Linked DNA regions of Homo sapiens: region 2 is linked to region 1. The links are chromatin contacts, found by Hi-C or POLR2A ChIA-PET in ENCODE. All regions are on one chromosome and are shown on one strand. The core of a region is the stretch at or near the end of the contact, and the rest is flanking DNA. Distances in the headings are between cores, read along the strand shown. Region 1 has its middle 190 kb from the start of CSNK1G3. Region 2 has its middle 98 kb from the start of LINC01170.

The links. A loop is a pair of places that touch in the nucleus more often than their neighbours do. ChIA-PET counts read pairs that join two places held with the same protein, here RNA polymerase II (POLR2A).
Region 2: a map of endothelial cell of umbilical vein shows a loop between it and region 1 (4-fold over the local background). The contact joins two enhancer-like sites. A Hi-C loop is called at or near these places in 1 of 168 maps with a recorded cell type or tissue (endothelial cell of umbilical vein). POLR2A ChIA-PET finds 5 or more read pairs at or near these places in 1 of 52 experiments (activated CD4-positive, alpha-beta T cell).

What each region holds. Positions count from the first base shown.
Region 1 is chr5:123,698,619-123,702,894 of GRCh38, forward strand. No RefSeq gene overlaps it. Among named protein-coding and RNA genes, the nearest start is that of CSNK1G3, 190 kb to the left of the region's middle. Within about 2 kb of position 2,138, at least 5 of the 41 ENCODE cell types and tissues checked have a DNase peak (open chromatin) inside an H3K27ac peak, as active enhancers do; they include endothelial cell of umbilical vein, where a contact is called at or near this core.
Region 2 is chr5:124,533,914-124,538,189 of GRCh38, forward strand. No RefSeq gene overlaps it. Among named protein-coding and RNA genes, the nearest start is that of LINC01170, 98 kb to the left of the region's middle. Within about 2 kb of position 2,503, at least 3 of the 41 ENCODE cell types and tissues checked have a DNase peak (open chromatin) inside an H3K27ac peak, as active enhancers do; they include endothelial cell of umbilical vein, where a contact is called at or near this core.

The sequences.
Region 1 (4,276 bases), core at 888-3,387:
TTTCTGCCCCCTCTAGTTGTTGTTGAAGGTGGGATACTAAGAATTCTTGATTGTTCTTTATATATAATTCTGGAGTGGAACCCTACATAGTTGTCTTGACACTCATCTGCCCTCAGCTATCACTTACTCCATCTCTCTCATGTTGAATACAGCATCACGTTAAATGTGGGAATTTTCTTATTTTATTTTATTTTATTTTACTTTAAGTTCTGGGATACATGTACAGAACGTGCAGGTTTGTTACAAAGATATGCGTGTGCCATGGTGGTTTGCTGCATCCATCAACCCATCATCTAGGCTTTAAGCCCTGCATGCATTAGGCATTTGTCCTAATGGTCTCCCTCCCCCTGCCCTCACCTCCCTGACAGGCCCCGGTGTGTGATATTCCCCTTCCTGTGTCCACGTGTTCTCACTGTTCATCTCCCACTTATGAGTGAGAACATGCAGTGTTTGGTTTTCTGTTCCTGTGTCAGTTTGCTGAGAATGATGGCTTCCAGCTTCACCCATATCCCTTCAAAGGACATGATATCATTCCTTTTTTATGGCTGCATAGTATTCCACAGTGTATATGTGCCATATTTTCTTTATCCAGTCCATCATTGATGGGCATTTGGGTTGGTTCCAAGTCTTTGATATTGTAAATAGTGCTGCAATAAACATACGTGTGCAAGTGTCTTTATAGTAGAATGATTTATAATCCTTTGGGTATATACCCAGTAATGGGACTGCTGGGTCAAATGGTATTTCTGGTTCTAGGTCCTTGAGGAATTGCCACACTATCTTCCACAATGGTTGAACTAATTTACACTCCCACCAACAGTGTAAAAGCATTCCTATTTCTCCATATCCTCACCAGCATCTGTTGTTTCCTGACTTTTTAATAATCACTATTCCAACTGGTGTGAGATGGTATCTCATTGTGGTTGTGATTTGCATTTCTCTAATGACCAGTGATGATGTGAGCCTTTTTTCTTGTGTTTCTGGGCCGCATAAATGTTTTCTTTTGAGAAGTGTCTGTTCATATCCACAGATGTGAGACTTTTCTAAAAGGGTTGCTGTCTGCCTAGGTTAGGAGAGAAGGGCACTAGCCTTACTATTTAGCAATTCAGGCCTCAGCTATCTGGCTGTCTCTCCCTCCACAAGTTTTTATTTTTCCTTCTGAGCTGTGAGTCAGGAACCTTGAGTCTGGATATTTTCTCTCTTGCCTTCTGCTCAGTCCTCCTCTTCTGGCCCCAGGAAAGGCTTACTGGGTCCAGTGTGGCACCATACTAAGGACTCGACCCTGGGTCCTTGATTATTACTGCAACAGAGAAATTAATATCTTCCATGGCTGTGCTCATCAACAGAAAGAAGCAGCACAAGCCGAGGCTCTGCCTCTGGCCTTCCAAATCACATGTGGGTGTGTCTACTTGGTAGAGACTGGGTCATGGAAGGAGCCCAAGCTATGCCAGTGCCTGGGAGCCCTAAGCTTTCCTGCCCTAATTGTCAGTGGAGTATATTCCAAAAGAGTTGGGCTGGAGTTGTAAGACAAACTCTACAATTGTTGCCACAGGGAGGAAAGTTAAAACATCTGTATATGCAGCATGGTTGGATAGAATTCTTATTGGAGGTTGAGGATGCAAGAAAGAGTAAGGTTTTAGAAAGCAGCTGCTATTTGCTCTCCTTTTAGTTTTTTTTTTTTTTTCTAAAAGGTGGCACTAATTAAATATTCATGAATATAACTTCTCCTTTGGACTACAGCAGGAGCAAATCTTACCCAAATTCAAATAGTGGAGATGACCTGGACCCTAATGAATAACTTTTACATTTATTTGCCTCAAACAGATGTTGATTAAGCAAAGTTTGATTCCACAAACATTTATGGTACATGTATTTAAGGCTCTCTGGTTGGTAATGAGAGGCTTTACGTTTCTTCAATTATTCTTATAAGGCCACTAGATTCTGCAGTCAGATAAGAAACTTATGGGAAAGAAACTATTATCAAAATTGCAGAGATGAGGAGGAAAAAAATAATACTCTAAGCAAATAGCATGTGTATAAGAGCTAACATAAGGGATTTGGCACGTTAGAGAGCAGGCAATGCTGCCATTCCAAGTTTCCATTGTTGTGCTTGTTGTGCTGTGTGAACTCCATGGTGATATCTCTTGAAGTCATCCCCACAATGACCCACAGCAGAAAGAGGAAATCTTTTCATTCTCTAGCATCTGACTCATGAAACTGAAATGTTATTGCCTTATTTGTGGCTCTCCTCTGCCAGGGAAGAGTCAGGCAGGTTCTTTGGGCTGTTTGCTTATGTCTAAATCGCCTGTTTTCTGGCACTTAGGAAAAACATTCTTTTGCTTCCGGTAACACTGGTCCTAAATGTATTTGCTCCACAACATGGTCGTCTTTGAGAAAGAGAGACTATTTGATTTGCTGAATGAAATGGCTGGGATGCTCATTGCATCTTGGCATACAGAGGCACATATTTTAATCCTGAATTATCCAGCCTCCTGAAACATAGCCATTGTGCCTGCCTGATCTATTTGATTCCACTCATATTAGTGCGGTTTTCTTGCACTTAGTTTATTCATCACTACATTGTAGAAAGGAGAGCGGAGAGATGATGCTGTTCAGTAAGGGAGGAACCAAACACAGATCTTAAGGGGATTATTCCATTCAGAACAGATTTTCAGGTCTAGTTGTTCTAAAAAAACAGTGGGGACAGTATACCATTTTAGAGGTACCATATGTAGTTTTCAATGGGCAGTCCCTCCACCCTGTGGCTGAAGCCCACTCTTTTTCTACGTGAGAGAGAATCTGAAATTTGGTGTCACAGATGACACCAGATGCATTCTTGCCCGTTGTAGGATTTTGCTACCTGTTTCTATCATCTTTATTTGTCACATGGGTTATTTTTGTGCCTGAAAATTCCCCATAAGACAAAGTTTTCCCATGTAGGAGAGATTCGCTGGTTTCGCCTCTTACGGATTTTGTGTTCTAGAAATCCTGGGAGTGGTTAACTTTTCTGTTTTGCTACTTTTTGCTTGTTCCTTGTGGTGCTGCTTTCCTGGTGCTTGAACTTCATGGTAGGTCTCTGGGTGTGTTTTACATCAGTGCCACATGATTTGAAGCCAAATCTGGCAAAGTCCAAGTAAGTGAAGAATTGGAGTTATAATCCCAACAATTCAGGAAGCAGAAAAATTGCCCTAATCTTTTAAAGTAAATACTTGGTTTCAAGGGGATGTGATTATTTTTGGTCAGTTTATACATTACTTTTTGCCTGTTTTACTTAAGAATCTCCAATTTAGGGGTTGACCCATACTCATTCTGACTTCTTGGCATCATGCACATGCCTAGAAATTCTCAATGGAATACATTTCTAAGGCATAGAGTGAAATGAAGTGTTAGAGATTGTGGGCTAGAAGAGCAGACTGAGTAATGTGTAATCAAAATTCAGAGTATCTATTAATCTCCAAGTGGACACAGACCTACTTAGTATATGCATGAATGCATGAGTTCAGTTTTCAGTATGATAATGGATTTAATGTGACTTGGATAAGAAATTTTTGCTTGGAGCCTTGGTTTTTCCACTCAAGATACTGATATACTCTGGGCTATTACATGAATATTCTGAGGATTAGTTCTTAAATGATATTTTACCTTCCCTGCATTCACAATTTGTATTACAGCTGAAAGCCAAATATAGCCAAGAGTTTGATAAACAACCAAATTAGGTAAGAGTACCTTACACTTTTCATAGGAATATCTTCCAGGTTCTCTCATGAGGGCTATCCACTACCACTTACAGGATGGCTTCTGTTTTCTAAGCTATAGTCCATTACGAGGTACAGATTTCCAGTTGGTAAAAGAGCCCCTGCATTCAGACATATTGGCCATAAAGGAATTCATAACAAGAGAAGGGGAGGAAAGGGACAAGAACAAGATTAGAAATGAATGTGAATTTAAGAAGCATACATGTCTGGGCTGATTTGGATTTCCCACAGATGTTAAGGGCATTATTTCATTCTTATATGAAGGTATGGAAATTGGTATTCATCATGATAGTTCCGAATCTACCAATAATATATCACATTATGTCTGATGTCTTTTGAATTAGAACATAAAATTTATTTTTGAAAGTTTGTCAACTTTTAAAGTAAAAATCAAAGGCTTTTGATACGCCAAGAGTTATACTGTCTATTATGTGGTATTTGGAATAACTCTTCCTCCTTAAAAAGGAGATTGGAAGCTGCAGCTGTGGGTGGTGTTTGACTTATAGATGTGTGGTTGCAGT
Region 2 (4,276 bases), core at 1,253-3,752, 840 kb after region 1:
TCACTCTGCCTACATCTTCACATGGCCTTCTCCACTGTGTTTCTCCTCAGGGTCTATATGTCTCAAATCTGCCTTATAAAAACACTAGTCATTGGATTTAGGATCCAATTAATCCACCCAGTTAATCCAAAATTATGTCTTGAGATCTTTAATTTAATTACATCTGCAAAGACCCTGTTTCCAAGTAAGGTCACATTGACAAGTACCAGGGATTAGAATTTGGGTGTATATTTTGGGGGAACACAATTTAACTAACGACACCCAATATATGCAATGATGGTTACAAGATAAATCCCAAGCCCTTGTAAATGTTTATTTTTGGAGATGGAGTGTCACTCTGTTGCCTAGGTTGGAGTGCAATGGTGGTCAGCTCACTGCAACCTCCACCTCCTGGATTCAAATGATTCTCCTGCCTCAGCCTCCCAAGTAGCTGGGATTACAGGTTCACACCACCACACCTGGTTAATTTTTTGTATTTTTAGTAGAGACGGGGTTTCACTATGTAGGCCAGACTGGTCTCGAACTCCTGACCTCAGGTGATCCACCCGTCTCGGCCTCCCAAGGTGCTGGGATTACAAGCGTCAGCCACCGCGCCCACCCCCTTGTAAATCTTGATCCCATGATTACTGTAACTTGGGCCCATCCTCCTTCAATCTAGCTCCCCTCCTTTGGCTGTCTCCATCATCACTGGCTCACATCCTGGCTTTGTGCCCCAGTCCTACCCAAGGCTATTTTCTACCCCTGTGTCTTTTCCCCTTCTGATACTTCTACCTGGGATGTGTTCCTGCCTTGCTCCCGTATCACCTGACTGTGAGCATTTTGGGACTAAGACACCAAAACAGAGGTCTTACTGGCAATCAAAAGCAAAACTTAACACTACAGCTTGAATCAGCTTTTGCAATGTTTAAGAAAAAATCTAACCAATTGCCATTTTTTTTAAACCTGCAGATTCATATAAAAAAATCGGTATTCCCAGCTTCTCTTTGGCAGCATTAGCCTGCTTTCTGGTGTTGTAGCATGAGTCCAGAGCTGCAAGTAGCAGGGCTGCTCACTTTGGCCTTCATGTATTCTGCAATTCACATCCAGTTTACCTCCAGGCCTCTGGCACTTACCCCCATTAGCATTGGGTCCTATAGGCCCTTGAGTTCATCCTCTGCCTTAAGATTTCTCTTCTAGACTGAGCTGCCTTCTCTACAGGGAAACCTTAGCTCACCCTGCCTCTCCACCCTCCCATTTGTTCTGGTCTTGCTTCACCACCTGCCTCAAGGGAGGCCACTTCAAACACACACAAAAATCTCCCTCATGACCTGGCACACTTTCGTGTTCTCTCCCTACCACTCGTTTTCACAATATACTAAATAGCCTATACATTATGTATTATACGTTAATTACAAAATTAATCCATAAACCACAGCATCAAGGCCAAAGCAGGGCACCACTGTCCATGCCCAAATGCCTGCATACCTTTCCCATTTCCAGGCTGTTGTAGCTCATCATTTTACCCTGGTGTTACCAATACTAAAATGGCATGGAGGTTGGGAAAAAAAATGGTAGGATTTATCTTACTCCATATATCCATCTAGCAATCCACCCATTCCTCACTTTCTACCTAAATTGCTGAAAAAACAGAAACTGGCAGCCAGCTACCCAGATAAATTTTCTTTTTTTTTTTTTTGAGACAGAATCTCTCTCTGTCGCCCAGGCTGGAGTGCAGTGGCGCTATCTTGGCTCACTGCAAGCTCCACCTCCCCGGTTCAAGCCATTCTCCTGCCTCAGCCTCCCGAGTAGTGGGGACTACAGGTGCCTGCCACCGCACCCAGCTAATTTTTTGTATTTTTAGCAGAGACGCGGTTTCACCGTGTTAGCCAGGATGGTTTCGATCTCCTGACCTCGTGATCTGCCCACCTCAGCCTCCCGAAGTGCTGGGATTACAGGCATGAGCCACCACCACACCCAGCCAATAAATTTTAATGGCAAGAGTAAATTAGGCCAGGCATGGTGGCTCACACCTGTAATCCCAGCACTTTGGGAGGTAGATCACCTGAGATCAGGAGGTTGAGACCAGCCTGGTCAACACGGCAAAACCCCATCTCTACTAAAATACAAAAAAATTAGCCAGCCGGGCATGGTGGTGTGTGCCTGTGATCCCAGCTACTCGGGAGGCTGAGGCAAGAGAATCACTTGAACCCAAGGGGCAGAGGTTGCAGTGAGCTGAGATCATACCACTGCACTCCAGCCTGGGCGACACAGCCAGACTCCATCTCACATAAATAAATAAATAGTACCTTCTTTATAAACCTGCTCTCTGGAGGCAGCTCAAGAGATAGCCAAACTCTCTCCAGGATTTTCACCAAAGCACATTGCCGAGCCCCTTGCTGAAGAAAGCCTACCCACACCTCCAGGATTTTCACCAAAGCACGTTGCCGAGCCCCTTGCTGAAGAAAGCCTACCTATACCCACAACACTCCTGGGTCTGTCCTTTGTTTTGACACAGCCAAGATAGGTTGTACATAGCAAGATAAAATGCCAGGATGGCGACATTTGTTCTGCCCAGCTTCCAAGCTTGCCCTCATGTGTCAGATGTCAGATTTCTAAGAATAACTGCTCGTTTTTCCAAAAATGAACCTCACACATTCATTGGAACTTCCTGTCCCCACCAAAGCATTCTTCATAACCAAGCAGACAAAAGAGAGTTGTTGGGAAATGATCTCGTGCTCAGAATCCATGTCAGCAAATGCCTTATGATCAGGAAGTTAGTGTTATTTAAGTGGGAGATGGTTCCTCTCTAAAACAATGGTGCCCAGAAAATAACTATAATCATGTTATTTTATTACTTTGCCGTTGTGCTTGTATATTTTTAACCACTGCATTGTGCTTTTTGCACCTATATTGTACTTTATTATACCCTGAAGGTATCACTTAAGTGTATATTTTCATTTTAGGGCATATGGTTTTCAGTTTTTCAACAATTGAAACAAGTTGGAGTTGTAGTAAAGTAATTTGAGAAGAGGCCAGTCTTGGAAGTCTGTATTTTTAAAGACTTTGAGTTTGGGAAAAAACATTTGTTTTACTTATTTACTGTGGTTAAAAAGACCATTACATTTGCTTGTTAATCAGTCATAATTTGAGAAAGGATAGTTTCTTTAGAGCCTCAGAAAATGGCCCTCTGGCCACCAACATATTTTCCATTTTGGCTCTGTAATAAAACAGTATTCAGTAAATGAAAGACATTGGCATTTGTTTGGATTTCTTTTTTGAACTTTTTATATAAAACACTTCTGTTCCATTAGGATAATCCTATTTGACTTGCTTCTCTCAGTCAAAGAAAAGGAAAAAACTATTATGAGAGAGCCAGGAACAAAGGATTTCCCACCCCTAGTCGGGCTTTTGATCCTCACATGGTCATAACAGGCCTCCGGCAGTAGCCAATAACTTCCGGCTTCAAAGGAGGGGAAGCAGGCTTAAAATGAACGCACCGTCCAGTGCTGCCATGAGGTTTGGGCTGGCAGATTGCTCTCCTGACCCCTGTGTACAATCACTTTCTGCCCTCTGTGATGGATACAATTACCACTGTTTTTACCTACAGAGAAACCCCCACTACTATTTTATGGCCAGTGAATTTGCCTGCCCGTGTCTAATACAGTCATGGTGTTGAACTCGACCATGTCGCACTAGGCTTATGTTAAGATAATCAAAGAATGTGGAGCACTGAGTCACTTTTGTTCTTTATAGAAAACACCAGAGCAGAAACCAACAGTTTGTCAAACAATTCACCATAGCAAGATTTTAATAAATGAGTCTTTTTGCTGATATGGCAATTATTTTACACAGAAAAAAGATATAAATTCCATGCTGTCCTGGATCTACACAAACAAGAAAAAACATTCATAATTCTGGAAATTTTCTAGTTCAGCAACTCCATCAACTTTCAATTAACCTCAGAAGCCAGGCCATTACTGCTGCCAGATTAGCTCGAGAACTCTCCAGGACCCTTTAATTCTTTACACCAGACCTTTTCCACATTTATTTATCTATTTCTTCTTTCCCTTCCACACCCCTGTTCTCTTCTCTGCCTCCTTCACTTTCTATTCCATTATACCCTTCTTAATCTACCACACCTCAGTGGTGATGGTGGGCAAAAATGGCTGCCATTATGTTATCAGCACGAACTAAGCTTACTTGGGAAGTCAGAAAACGGGATGCAATCCCCATAAACATGGAAAAGGCATATTGATTCTATGTCATCAAGCTCCACCTTTCCCATAGGTTGCACATG